Linked DNA regions of Homo sapiens: regions 1, 2 and 3 are each linked to region 4. A link is a contact called in ENCODE Hi-C or POLR2A ChIA-PET data. All regions are on one chromosome and are shown on one strand. Each heading gives the region's core, a stretch centred on a gene start or an enhancer-like site at or near the end of the contact. The rest is flanking DNA. Distances are from core to core; before and after follow the strand shown. Region 1 overlaps EGFR (epidermal growth factor receptor). Region 2 overlaps SEC61G-DT (SEC61G divergent transcript). Region 3 overlaps EGFR (epidermal growth factor receptor). Region 4 has its middle 86 kb from the start of EGFR.

What was found. Hi-C counts contacts between places; a loop is a spot of excess contacts on that map. ChIA-PET counts read pairs that join two places held with the same protein, here RNA polymerase II (POLR2A). Pooled maps may share reads with other maps.
Region 1: a pooled map shows a loop between it and region 4 (4-fold over the local background). The contact joins two enhancer-like sites. A Hi-C loop is called at or near these places in 1 of 168 maps with a recorded cell type or tissue (posterior cingulate gyrus) and 3 of 50 pooled maps. POLR2A ChIA-PET finds 5 or more read pairs at or near these places in 4 of 52 experiments (BJ, MCF 10A, PC-3 and 1 more).
Region 2: a map of HCT116 shows a loop between it and region 4 (9-fold over the local background). The contact joins two enhancer-like sites. A Hi-C loop is called at or near these places in 2 of 168 maps with a recorded cell type or tissue (HCT116 and Panc1) and 4 of 50 pooled maps. POLR2A ChIA-PET finds 5 or more read pairs at or near these places in 1 of 52 experiments (K562).
Region 3: a pooled map shows a loop between it and region 4 (2.1-fold over the local background). The contact joins two enhancer-like sites. A Hi-C loop is called at or near these places in 2 of 168 maps with a recorded cell type or tissue (IMR-90 and chondrocyte) and 5 of 50 pooled maps. POLR2A ChIA-PET finds 5 or more read pairs at or near these places in 2 of 52 experiments (MCF 10A and Panc1).

What each region holds. Positions count from the first base shown.
Region 1 is chr7:55,085,227-55,088,557 of GRCh38, forward strand. All of the region lies in intron 1 of EGFR (epidermal growth factor receptor), which reads left to right. Among named protein-coding and RNA genes, the nearest start is that of EGFR, 68 kb to the left of the region's middle. Within about 2 kb of position 1,530, at least 17 of the 41 ENCODE cell types and tissues checked have a DNase peak (open chromatin) inside an H3K27ac peak, as active enhancers do.
Region 2 is chr7:54,772,031-54,775,488 of GRCh38, forward strand. The region is part of intron 1 of SEC61G-DT (SEC61G divergent transcript); the gene reads left to right. Among named protein-coding and RNA genes, the nearest start is that of SEC61G-DT, 14 kb to the left of the region's middle. RefSeq lists a silencer at 2,222-2,381. Within about 2 kb of position 1,886, at least 7 of the 41 ENCODE cell types and tissues checked have a DNase peak (open chromatin) inside an H3K27ac peak, as active enhancers do.
Region 3 is chr7:55,132,372-55,135,564 of GRCh38, forward strand. The region is part of intron 1 of EGFR (epidermal growth factor receptor); the gene reads left to right. Among named protein-coding and RNA genes, the nearest start is that of EGFR-AS1, 55 kb to the right of the region's middle. RefSeq lists enhancers at 269-1,468, 409-1,408. Within about 2 kb of position 1,525, at least 25 of the 41 ENCODE cell types and tissues checked have a DNase peak (open chromatin) inside an H3K27ac peak, as active enhancers do; they include IMR-90 and Panc1, where a contact is called at or near this core.
Region 4 is chr7:54,931,913-54,935,049 of GRCh38, forward strand. It overlaps the pseudogene LOC643168. Among named protein-coding and RNA genes, the nearest start is that of EGFR, 86 kb to the right of the region's middle. Within about 2 kb of position 1,424, at least 23 of the 41 ENCODE cell types and tissues checked have a DNase peak (open chromatin) inside an H3K27ac peak, as active enhancers do; they include IMR-90 and Panc1, where a contact is called at or near this core.

The DNA of each region.
Region 1 (3,331 bases), core at 280-2,779, 150 kb after region 4:
CAGACACATTGTCAGTGGTATCATGCCTGGGGTATCAGAGTTGACATTGGGTTGCCCCTTCTCTGAGGCATTCATGTAAATCCTTTTAAGTTTATAAAACCTCCATGTGGCTCCTGCATGCTTCATCATTTGCATGTGTCTCTTTTTCCAGGGGAGGCAGCATGGGGAGCAGGATGCTGGTGGGCTCCAGGTGCAGAGAGCAGGGTGGGCGTCAGACCCCAGGTCCACTGTGCACGCCCTCTTGTAGAGCCCGTTCCGTTGTCCATGAGATGAGGAGTGTTCTTATCTCTAAAGTATTATCATGAAAACCTAACAATGTAGAAAGACTAAAGCACATGGGTGGTGCTTCATAAATAGTATTTCTCCCACTTTCTGAAAACTCCTGCTGAAGTAACTGCACAAGAATCCTTGAACATTTAGAATTCTGGTTTTAGCCATACCATAAAGTCAGTAGTGCGTGGTGGAATTCTGCTAACGAAAATTGCGAAGGATCAAGGCAGAGTACAGAGCTGGTGTGTAGCGGGTACCTTCTGTCTGCTGGCACTAGGTATTTTACACATTAAATCAGCTCGTTCTCACATCAGCTCTTTTAAAAATAAGGAAATGAGGAGCCACAGTGGCCCAACTGATGCAGTGGCAGAAGTAGAATTTGAGCTTGTGCAGATGTGCCTCCGTGTTTTGTCTCCTGAGCATGCTGCCCCAAGTTTGACAATACCAAGATTTGTACTGGAACATTCCCTCCCATCCCCACCCCCTAGAAGCCCCTCTTCCTCCCTTAGATTTGACACATAGTTTGAAACCACTATTAACTACCTTATGAGAGCCACTGTTTGTGAAGTGCTGACTATGTGCCAGGTCCCGTGCCGTGCAATTTTTGTGAATTATCTCGTGTCTACAGTGCCTCACAATTTCTCTGCTCAATACCTCCATGTTACTGCCGAGGAAAGGGAAGCTCAGAGAGAGTAAGTAATTTGCTCGAGTTAAAGAGCTGGCCAGGACAGCCAGGGGCTTGCACCCCGGAGCCTTCATCCACTACACTGTCAGCTGGTATCTCAACCAGCCATTACAGGCTGTAAAAAAATTATATAAGATAGTCTATGGTAATGCAGAAAAGTGAGGTTATTTTGCTCCCTTTCCCTTTGAAGAAAAAAGCCCTGGAAAGACATATCACTTGAGTATGGGAAAAAATGAAGCTGTGGCTTTTCTGTGAGTCAATTCTTTCCTGGCAGCTTCTTGGAATAAGACCAAGTATAGCAGCAGAGTTTTCTGTTTTAATTTGAGCTGCAGGGTGACTTTTTTTCTTCTATGCTTTCATCTCTCTGTGGCTTCTTTTGCCTCGTTAATTTCATGCCCTGCCCAGGCGGGCTACTGTGCTGCCCAGTCACCCGGGTCTGGGGCGGCCACCGCTGGCCAGCAGGCAGGCCCTCCAGAGGCAGAGGTGGCCACGCTTAGGTCGCTCCCGCTGTGGAGGCGGCACACTTGGGTGGCAGCACAGCTGTGATGTGGCGGCAGCTGGCAGCCCCATGGGAAAGATGTGTGAAGTGTGGGGTTTGACGACCCATGGGAGAACAGACTTTCTTCCTCTTCTTGTTTTCCCTTCAAAGCCGTGAGTCAACCTCAAATTCTCTGTCTTTTTTCTCCACCCCCTCGTGCCTCTCTCCCTCACGCTCTGCATCTCTCATTGCAAGCTTGCATTTTTTTGCACACAACACTATCTTAATATTTCTCTTTTCTGCAGGCAGGAAATGAGAAGTCATTTTTCAGGGTCATTCAGGAAGTCATCCAGAGTTATAATGGCCCATTATCTACTGGTCAGAGTTTACTTAGGCTTTCACTACTTCCACTGCCCACTTGAAACAGGGAAAAATATTTTCCCCCCGCGCTGTGAGTGTGCTATTTAGAGCTGACCACAAGCGGGGGGAAGAGAGGATGGCTCGGATGCTGCATTTCCACTGAGAACACAAGGCTGGCAAAGCTTGTCTGCTGCCCAGCAAGCACTTCAGGCTCACACCATTTTAGGTTCACTTTAAGTAGTTTCTCAATTGTTAAAAAAAAAACAAAAAAAAAAAAACCTGTACTCTGAGGATATGCTTATAATCCCATAGCTAACCCAGAATTTCTTAGAGAACTGATCAACATCAGCAGTGGCACTTACTGAAAATGCACATTCTCAGGCCCTGCGTAGGGCCTACTGAGTTAGAATATTAGAGAGCAGGTCTCAGAAACATTCTATCCGGCAGTCTTATTCTATGCACCCGAAGGGATAAGAGCCATGCTTTCATGAAACATGGGTTGTGTGTAAAATGTTTAAAAGGTATGGCAAAATGTGTTTGATTGGCACCAAGGATTTCTGGTTCCTCCTAGAATCATTAATCAAACTTTGAAGGAGAAATAAGAGAGTCGGCATTTTCTTGCACATTCTTTGTGATGTTGTGATGAGTTGGAAACTTCCCGATTGGGTTTATTAGAGCATGAACACCCAGGCACCCAGCTTCTAGCCAGCCCTGTCAGGCAGAGTCTCCTCGAAGATGTGGAAAGGACTGACCAACAGCTGAGGCCTACAGGAACCTGAGCAGGCAAGGGGAGAGGCACCCCGGAACCAGGAGCAATGGCCTTCCCACCCTCCCTCGTCCTCTCCTCTTCTCCTTTTGGAGTTGCAGGCCACAGAAAGGAAGTGACATGAGTCACTTTGGGCCTTCTTAATTCCTTCATCAAAGGCAGCACAGGTGTGTATGTGTGTTGGTGGCTAATTGAGGTAGGCCCACAGAGGAGATAACAGATGGACATACTATTTCCTTTCTTCCATTCTGATATAATTCAGGGTATAAACACACACACACACACACACACACATTCTCACTTCTTTGGCATCTACCACACCTGCCCCAGTGCCCATTTCTCTCCCACCTGAATAAAAAGCCCCCACAAAGCCTGAGGTACATGGAAAGGAGCAGTGGTCTGGCTCCCAGGAGTGTGAGAAGCAGCCATGTTTTCAGAGGCTGTATTCCACTTGGACTTGGCCCTACGCTGAAGGTAGGAGCGGATGGGGGAGGCCCCCTTCGCACAAAGAGCCCCATGAAAGAGTGCACAGTCCAGTCTATAAAACAGACGCAGAAAATGTGTGTAGGACTTCTTCCTGAAAAAGAGCGTGGTGCGTCCAGTACCTCCATGTTCATGGAACTTCCCAGTCTGCAGTTTACCCTTTTGTGCAACTCCCTTTTGGTAAAGCCCTGGTCACACTTCTGGTTGTTCAGATTATACAGGGATAATTCCAGAGTGATTTTAAAGTCAACTGCCAGGCATCCGCACTTGCAAATTAGATGCCTGGCAC
Region 2 (3,458 bases), core at 636-3,135, 160 kb before region 4:
AGAAAATTTTTGTGATCTCAATGTAGGCAAACATTTTTGAGGTAATAAATCTATAATTTTTTTTTTTTTTTTTTGAGACGGAGTCTCACTCAGTCACCCAGGCTGAAGTGCAGTGGCGCGATCTCGGCTCACTGCAAGCTCCACCTCTCGGGTTCACCCCATTCTCCTGCCTCAGCCTCCCAGGGAGCTGGGACTACAGGCGCCCGCTACCACGCACGGCTAACTTTTTGTATTTTTTTTAGTAGAGACAGGGTTTCACCGTGCTAGCCAGGATGGTCTCAATCTCCTGACCTCATGATCCGCCCGCTTCAGCCTCCCAAAGTGCTGGGATTATAGGCGTGAGCCACTGCGCCCGGCCCACAAATCTGTAACTTTAAAAAATGATAAATTAGACTATCAAAATTTAAAATGTTTGCTCCCCAAAGGATACTATTAATAATATAAAAAGGCAGGTCACAAACTAGGAAAAAAATAACGATATATATATGTGACAAGATACTTTTATAGAGCATCATATATAAAGAAATCTTATGATTCAATAATTAGAAGATAAATAACCCAATTTTATAAAGTGAGAGAAGCAAATGAATTAAACAGACTTTAACCAAAGAATATATACAAATAGCCAATAGCCACATGCAAAGATGCTCAGCATTATTAGTTAGCAGGAAAATGCAAATTAAACTCATCATGAGTCACCTCCACACACCCATTAGAATCAATGTTCAAAAGGATGATCATACCAGATATTGACAAGGACATGGCTCAGCCAGAGCTCTCACTGATTGCCGTGGGAATAGAAAATGGTGTAACTGGCCAGGCGCGGTGGCTCACACCTGTAATCCCAGCACTTTCGGAGGCCGAGGCAGGTGGATCACTTGAGGTCAGGAGTTCAAGATGAGCCTGGCTAACATGATGAAACCCTGTCTCTACCAAAAATACAAAAATTAGCCAGGTGTGGTGGCAGTCACCTGCAATCCCAGCTACTCGGAAGGCTGAGGCAGGAGAATTGCTTGAACCTGGGAGGTGGAGGTTGCAGTGAGGTGAGATCGTGCCACTGCACTCCAGCCTGGGCAACAGAGCAAGACTCCGTCTCAAAAAAAAAAAAAAGAAAAAAAGAAAAAAGAAAATGGTATAACTATTCTAGGAAATACTTTGGCTGTTTTTTTATAGTTAAATATCTACTTACTCTACCAGTAATTTGCTTCTAGGTATTTACCAAGAGAAATGAGAACATTTGTACACATTTGTTACACACATTTGCTCATAGCAATCTTAATAGTCAAAAACTGGAAGCAAGCCAGGTGCCCATCAACAGGAGACTGGGTCAATAAATTGGGGTATATTCATACAAGAGAATAGTACTGAGAAGGAAAAATGAATAAGATACTGTTAGATTTAACAAAATGAATAGATCTCAAAAGTGTTATGTTAAATGGAAAAAGCAAGTATTTACACAGACACAAAAGAGTACATGCTATATAATTCCTTTTAGATGAAATTCTTAAAAGTCAGAACGGACATAAAGCAGATCAGTGGTTGCCTGGACAAGAGCTGGGGTGAGCTTGCCTGTAAATAGGTACAAGGGTACTTTGGGAGGTGATGGAAATCTACATGTTGTGTTGAGGTTGACTGGGTGTATACATTCGCCAAAACCCCTTGAACTGATATAAAGGTGCAGTTTATTGAATATAAACTACACCTCCATGCAGTTTTTTAAGAAGAGTTTATGTGTATTTTCTCCTGTTTGAGCTTTGAAAGAACATTCCAAAGCTCCTAAATGCTTTGGAATCCCAAAGCTCCAAAAATGTTTTCTATTAGAAAACATTTAGAAGTGCTCAAAGTAGCAAAAGATTTGCCTAGTTTTATCGGAAGTATGGAGAAAAGACACAAGATGGCGGTGTTACTCAGAGAAAGCAAAAGTGTATGGCGTCTTTCTCAATAAAGTCTCATTTCACCTGGCAGTTCTTCACGTCATTGACACGATTGTCCTCAGTACTTTCTTCTCCAGGTGCTTATGGGAGTCTTCTCTAATATACTTAATTACTGTCTACACTCAATAACTACGTCACGGATCCTTTAAACATCTCAAGAGCTTTTGTTTTTCTGTTGTTGTTGCAAATAAAAGTGAAAAATGTAAATAGTTTGCAATCCAGTAATCTATTTCGTTATTAGGGAGACTCATGTCTACTGCGGTTTGTTACTCCATAATGGAAGCCCCTGAGAAGTCGCCTTACCTCTGGGAAGAGCGCTTTGCTTCCCAGAGAATCTGATTCGCATTTCAGGCAGTCAGCCACTGGAGGGCAGTGCAGAAGCGTGAATGCCCTCACCTGCTCGGAGGCGGGAAACCCTGCAGCAACTGCGTCTTCTAAGGGAGCCTAGGACCAGGTTATTAGCAGAGGGGAAAAGAAAATGAATCCATTCTGGAAACCATCCGTTTGATTCAGAATGTTTTGTGTAAGACAGTATTTCTTGGGCCAGGCACAGTGGCTCACGCCTGTAATCCCAGCACTTTGGGAGGCCCAGGCGAGCAGATCACTTGAGGTGAGGAGTTCAAGACCAGCCTTGCCAACGTGGTGAAACCCCTTCTCTACTAAAAATACAAAAATTAGCTGGGTGTGGTGGCATGTGCCTGTAATCCCAGCTACCCAGGAAGCTGAGGTAAGAGAATCGCTGGAACCCGGGAGGTGGAGGCTGCAGTGAGCCGAGATCATGCCACTGCACTCCAGCCTGGGCGACAGAGCAAGACTGTCTTTAAAAAAAAAAAAAAAAAAAAATTATTTCTTGGTAATTACAAAGTTGTGTCCATCAGACGAACTCTAGAACTCTACAGATAACTGTGGACTCTAGCCTCCATGTACAGAGCAGCTAAGTGCAGACTGGAGAGAGGGCAGGCAGGGGCCGGCCGAGGGCGGGGTCCTACAGGAGGAGGAGGTGCCGGTGAACCTCCCATTTCCACGACTTGTACTCTTGGGGCAGCCCCTGGTCTGTGCCACGTGGATGGTGAAAGCTCACATGGAGAACATCCCACTGCCTTGAAGAACCAGAGGACAAAGTTTAGGACAACCGCAGTCACTGGCTGGGGGGCGGTGTGGGGCAGGGATCGGGGACTGACAAACAGAAGAGCCGGGAGACAGGGAACCTCAGACCATGAGTAAAGGCTAACTTCCTAGCTGGGCCATGCATGGACCTGACAAGCTTCCCTCGCTAAGGCCCAACCCTGCAGCCCTGATGGCCCTGCTGCCCCACCCAGGTTCCACGCACTGTGGGGAGATAAGCGGAAGCTGGAAGAGGGAAACCCTGGGCTTACAGCCTGGTTCTGCTCCCAACCACTACTGCTAATGTCTTGAGCTTGTTACCAAAGCTCCCTGAGCTTTAGTTTGTTTTCCAGAGAAAAGATGAAACCAGACCTCTCTCCTAGGGCTGCTTTTGAGGACTACCAGGGATAATGTGTGCAA
Region 3 (3,193 bases), core at 275-2,774, 200 kb after region 4:
ATGAAGATGTGTTTCTTACAGATAACTATGAACAAACCAGGAAGGATAATAACTTGTATCCCCCAATTCGAATCCAGAGGATGGGAAGGCATAAAAAAAAGAAATGGAAGAAACTTTATTTTTAGTGGTAAATGGTGGGACTATGTATTTTACGTATGGTGAAGTCACCAAGCCCAACACTTGGCACTTGTAGGCAAGGTAGTCTTCTAATCTGAATGTGAAGTATTATGTTTTCATTTGCTTGGTAATGAGGAATATTGGTGCTTTCGTCCCAGTTCTCGAGCTGACTGACTTCTCTTTCTGACGTGTGTTCCTTTAGCACACCTCTACACTGCATGGCTCTGAGATGTCCTGTGACTGTTTCATGTGTAAAGTTGCCTCCCCAAAGGACTCACATATTCCTTCAGGGCAGTGAGTACTTCTGATTCATCCTTAGCAGCTACCTTCGCGCTACTTTACTAGATATGTTGTAGTTGAATTAATGAACAAAAGAACAAGCAACTTTGGTGCCTGGTGTGCATCTCAGAGCAGGGTGGAGTGAGCCTGGCCAAAGGGTCATCATGCAACCTCTGTGGCTGACTCCATCTGGCCACGGAGCTTCTCAGCCATGCTTGGTATTCACATGACTTCTAGGGCGACAGCTCAACCAGCAAATAAACAGCTTCATATGGGAAATATTACTCAGCCTTTGTCATCAAGGAGTGAGTCACGGGCCTGAACTGAATAGAAGATAGAGGAGAAAAGGTGTGTGGACTGGGTGAGACAGCGCCCAGCGAGGTGAACTCCCGGCAGCCCTGCCTGTCTTTACCTGCACATCACCTTGCTAGGGTGCCTTCGGTTGTGAGGGCCTGTCTAGGAAGAGAAGAGTTGCACCCTGGCAGGCAGCACTGAGCTGTCTCATGCAAAGCTGAGGAAGAAAGAGTGAGCTGCCCAGTGAGCCTGCTGGGGTGGTGGAGGCTGGGCTGGGCTGTGCAGTCTGCAGCCCCCAGCAGCCCTTGGCACCTTTCTACTGCCTGGTGCTCACCAGCTCTCCAGTAACAAAGAGGGACGTGAAGTCAGAGGGGAAGGGAGGTAGCACAGGGCAGTCTTGACTTTGAACAAAGAGCTGGCTTCCTGAAGTCAGCTGGCCGGGTTTTGAAGCCGATTTTCCAGCAGTGATCTTTGATGCCAACCCCATTTAGGAATTCTGTATCTCCCCCTACCTTCTACCAGATGTCTCTGAGCTCACCTTTGGTGATAATCATGCAATCTCCGTCATCCCCACGTCCACACTGCCCCATTCTGTCCCACCCCGGGTTCTGTGGTGCTGTCGGCTCCCCAGCGAGCCAGGAAGGGAGAGGCCAGCTCTGCTGGGGCTCCTGCCGCCCTGGCTCTGCACTGCCCTTCTCTGGCAGGTCTGAGGCGCCACTGGAGGAGCCACACGGCCCTGAAGCAGCAAGGCAGATGCCCTGGACACAGTGGAGGCACAGAGTGCAAGCACCGGCCTGGCCCACAGACTTTTGGAGGGGAAGTGGTATTATTCAGTTCAAAAGTATGCCTGTGTGTAAAGAGAGAGCCCCTGAACATGAGTAAGCAAAAGTCTCAGCGCAGAGATTAGACAAGTAGAATGCTGGCCCGAGAGGAGGCGTTTACTCACCCTCTGTCTAGGAAGGAAAGCCAGGCCCAGCACGCTCACTGCTATCTATCCTCTCACACAGAGGGATTTTGAATCGAAGCCAGCATCCTGTCCTTTCTCCAATGTCCCCTGCTCAGGAGTCAGGACTCAGCAAGGCCCACCCCAGCCACACACAGATACAGTTCCAGGACTCAGAACTCAGCGAGGCCCACCCCAGCCACATGCAGGTCCAGTTCCAGGATTCAGGACACAGTGAGGCCCACCCGAGCCACATCCAGGTCCAGTTCCAGGACTCAGGATTCAGTGAGGCCCACCCCAGCCACACACAGGTCCAGTTCCAGGACTCAGGACTCAGCGAGGCCCACCCCAGCCACATGCAGGTCCAGTTCCAGGATTCAGGACACAGTGAGGCCCACCCCAGCCATATCCAGGTTCAGTTCCAGGTAAATCATCTGCCTTCCTCCGTCCAAAAGCCTTGTTTCCTGTGTGTCCTTGTGTTTAAAATGGAAACGTTATGAGAAACTGCCTGCCAGGGCAAAGGGTGCTGCCCGGCACACAGTAGGGACTCAAAATGAAACTATTGTATTGAATACATAACAGATCAACGGGTATTGCTTTCTGAAATCTTTTTTAGCCCAATTTTGTTTCTTATAGTCCAATAACAGGTCAAATTCATTTCTGATTTACTAGCCATTCAGTTGCCCATAAAAAATGGAAAGTGATTTAAGATTATTAGTTTAAAAACCAATGAAGGTAAAACAGTTATCATTGAAGGCACATAGGCAGAAATAGATTGCAATAGTTGCTGCCATGTGAAGCCTCAGTGTCATGCTCCATATTTAGAGAGATCTATGATTTCTGAGGCCCTTTCATGTCCATGATCTCAGTACTGCTCACAACTGCCCTGTGAAATTCGCCGAGCTGGCCCCATGTCAATCAGAGTACACTGAGCACTGAGACCCAGCATGTTGAGATAACTGGCTAGAGATCATCCCATAATGGTACCATCACAATCTTCACACTGTAGAAGTTTGATGATGTCACTGGAAGCATATTCCACAGTCCCTTGTGAACTGGCCTTCCTGTGATCAGAAGCATCAGTGAACTCCCAAGAGGGTGGGAACTCCCAAGAGGTATTCTCACTCTACTTAGTGTATATTTTACAAATCACAAGCTTGGCTTTGGATTCTTTTAATGGCTAGAAGGAGAATCATGGGGTTGGAAGTCCACCAGTTTGGGTATTCTGTTCCCTAACTCAAAATAAAGAGATGTTATTTTCAAGTCTTCTGCTTGTTAACTTAATTAGAGATACATGAGTTTGCAGCTGTGCTGGGCATGCCGCAGCTTGGCATGTTTAGTCCAGAAGGCATATTATAATGTACATGGAAGATTGTCAGAAATTCAAAAGGACTTTTTGAGTATCACATGTGTATTTTCAAGTTCCAATATAGATTCACATTCAGTTTGACAGGTATCTTTGGATGCCTATCAGTTAAGAACTATTTATTAGTTGTGGAATAAAATAGGGTAAAATAAGGAACAACTGAGGAAAAAACATAAAATTTGCTTTGTGAATAA
Region 4 (3,137 bases), core at 174-2,673:
CCAAATGCAGAAGAATGAAACTTGACTCATATCTCTAACCATATACAAAAAAATCAAATCAAAATGGATGAAAGACTTCAATCTAAGACCTCAAACTATGAAATTACTTCAAGAAAACATTGAAGAAATTCTCCAGGATATTGGCCTGGGCAAAAATTTCTTGAGTAATATCCTACAAGCACAGACAACTAAAGCGAAAATGAACAGATGGGATCACATCAAGTTTAAAAGCTTCTGCACAGCAAAGGAAATGTCAATAAAGTGAAGAGACAACCCACGGAAGGGGAGGAAATATTTGCAAACTACCCATCTGACAAGGAGTTTATAACCAGAATATATAAGGAGCTCAAACAACCCCATAGGGAAAAAATAATAATCTGATTTAAAAATAGGCAAAAGATCTGAACAGATATTCCTTAAAAGAAGACATGTAAATGGAAGCAGGCACATGAAAAGGAGATGAACATCATTGATCAACAGAGAAATGCAAATCAAAACCACAATGAGATATCATCTCACTCCAGTTAAAATGGCTTTAATCCAAAAGATGGGCAATAACAAATGCTCATGAGGATGTGGAAAAAGGGAATCCTCATACACTGTTGATGAGAATGTAAATTATTACAGTCACTGTGGAGAACAGTTTGGAGGTTCCTCAAAATACTCAAAATAGAGCCACCATATAACCCAGCAATCTCACTGCTTGGTATATACCCAAAAGAAAGGAAATCAGTGTATGGAAGAGATATCTGCACTTCCGTGTTCATTGCAGCACTGTTCACAATAGCTGAGATTTGAAAGCAACCTAAGTGTCCATCAACAGACAAATGGATAAAGAAAATATGGTACATATACGCAATGGGGTACTATGCAGACATAAAAAGAATGAGATCTTGTCATTTACAACGGCATAGGTGGAACTGGAGGTCATTATGTTAGGTGAAATAAGTCAGACTTGGAAAGTCAAATTTCGCATGTTCTCATTTATTTGTGGGTGCTAAATATCAAAGCAATTGAACTCATGCAGATAGAGAGTAGAAGGATGATTACCAGAGGCTAGGAAGGGTAGTGGGGGGGTGAAGGAGGGAAGTGAGGATGGTTAATAGGTACAAAACATACATATACATACATACATACATACATACATACATACATACATACATACATACATATATATATAATTAGAATGAATAAGACAGAATTTGATAGCTCAACAGGGTGACTATAGTCAATAATACTTTAATTGTACATTAAAAATTAACTTAGGTCAGCGCGAGGGAGCCCGGGTGGCCGCCATTACTGAGCCTGGCGCTGCGGCTGGCGCTGGGAGAGCGGGGAGGGACGGGGCCGCAGCTGGTGGCAGAGAGGGAGGGAGGGTGGGTGAGCAGGCTGCGGGGGCCGTGGGGCTCAGGGTTTCCGGGCGTGTGTGTCGGGGAGGGCGGAGGGAGGTGCCTGAAGGGACGCGCCGCTCGGTGAGCGCGCCGGGGGAGAGGCGAGCAGAGAGTGGAGGAGGAGGCGGCGGCGGGAGCGCTACCCAGGAATGTTGCTGCCGCAGCCACAGCCAGGGCCGCTGTGGTTGAGGAGGAGACAGAGGAGACCGACGTTGTTAGGAAAATGATCTCTATGATCTTGAAGATGTTTCTGCACAGAAATGAGGGAAATACAAAGAACCAAATACAGTTCTGAAACTTGGGATCTGTATTTTCAGATGATTTTATTTTCAGAATGAGAAGCATATCTGGTTTCATATCTACATTTATGAATGTAGAGGCATGAGAAGAGAGTTATGATGGCAAAAAACAAAGAGCCTTGTCCCCCATCCTATACTATCAGTGTAGTTGGACTCTCTGGGACTGAAAAAGACAAAGGTAACTGTGGAGTTGGAAAGTCTTGTTTGTGCAATAGATTTGCACGCTCAAAAGCAGATAAATATTATCCAGAGCATACTTCTGTGCTTAGCACCATTGACTTTGGAGGACGAGTCGTAAACAGTGATCACTTTTTGTACTACTGGGGTGACATAACACAAAATGGTGAAGTTGGAGTAGAATGCAAAATTCATGTCATTTAACAGTTCATTGATGACCAGACATTCTTGCCTCATCGGAGTATGAATTTGCAACCATATATAAAACGTGCAGCTGCATCTAGATTGCAGTCAGCAGAAAAACTAATGTACATTTGCACTGATCAACTAGGCTTAGAACAAGACTTTGAACAGAAGCAAATGCCTGAAGGGAAGCTCAATGTAGATGGATTTTTATTATGCATTGATGTAAGTCAGGGATGCAATAGGAAATTTGATGATCAACTTAAATTTGTGAATAACCTTTTTGTCCAGTTATCAAAATCAAAAATACCTGTAATAATAGCGGCAACTAAATGTGATGAATGCGTGGATCATTATCTTAGAGAAGTTCAGGCATTTGCTTCAAACAAAAAGAAGCTTCTTGTAGTGGAAACATCAGCAGGATTTAATGTCAACATTGAAACGTGTTTCACTGCACTGGTACAAATGTTGGATAAAACTCGTAGCAAGCCTAAAATTATTCCCTATTTGGATGCTTATAAAACACAGAGACAACTTGTCACAGCAACAGATAAGTTTGAAAACTTGTGCAGACCGTGAGAGATTATCATGCAACTTGGAAAACTGTTAGTAATAAATTTAAAAAATCATCCTGATTATGAAGAATACATCAACTTAGAGGGAACAAGAAAGGCCAGAAATACATTCTCAAAACATATACAACAACTTAAACAGGAACCTATAAGAAAAAGGAGAGAAGAGTATATAAATACTTTACCAAGAAGAGTTTTTAACACTCTTGCCAAGTCTAGAAGAGATTGAACATTTGAATTGGTCAGAAGCTTTGAAGTTAATGGAAAAGAGAATAGATTTCCAGTTATGTTTTGTGGTGCTAGAAAAAACACCTTGGGATGAAACTGACCATATAGACAAAATTAATGACAGGCAGATTCCATTTGACCTCCTGAGCACTTTAGAAGCTGAAAAAGTCTGTCAGAACCATGTACAACATCCAATATCCGAGAAGAGGAGGGTAGAAATGAAGGAAAAATTCAAAAAGACTTTGGAAAAAATTCAAGTCATTTCACCTGGACAGCCATGGGAGGAA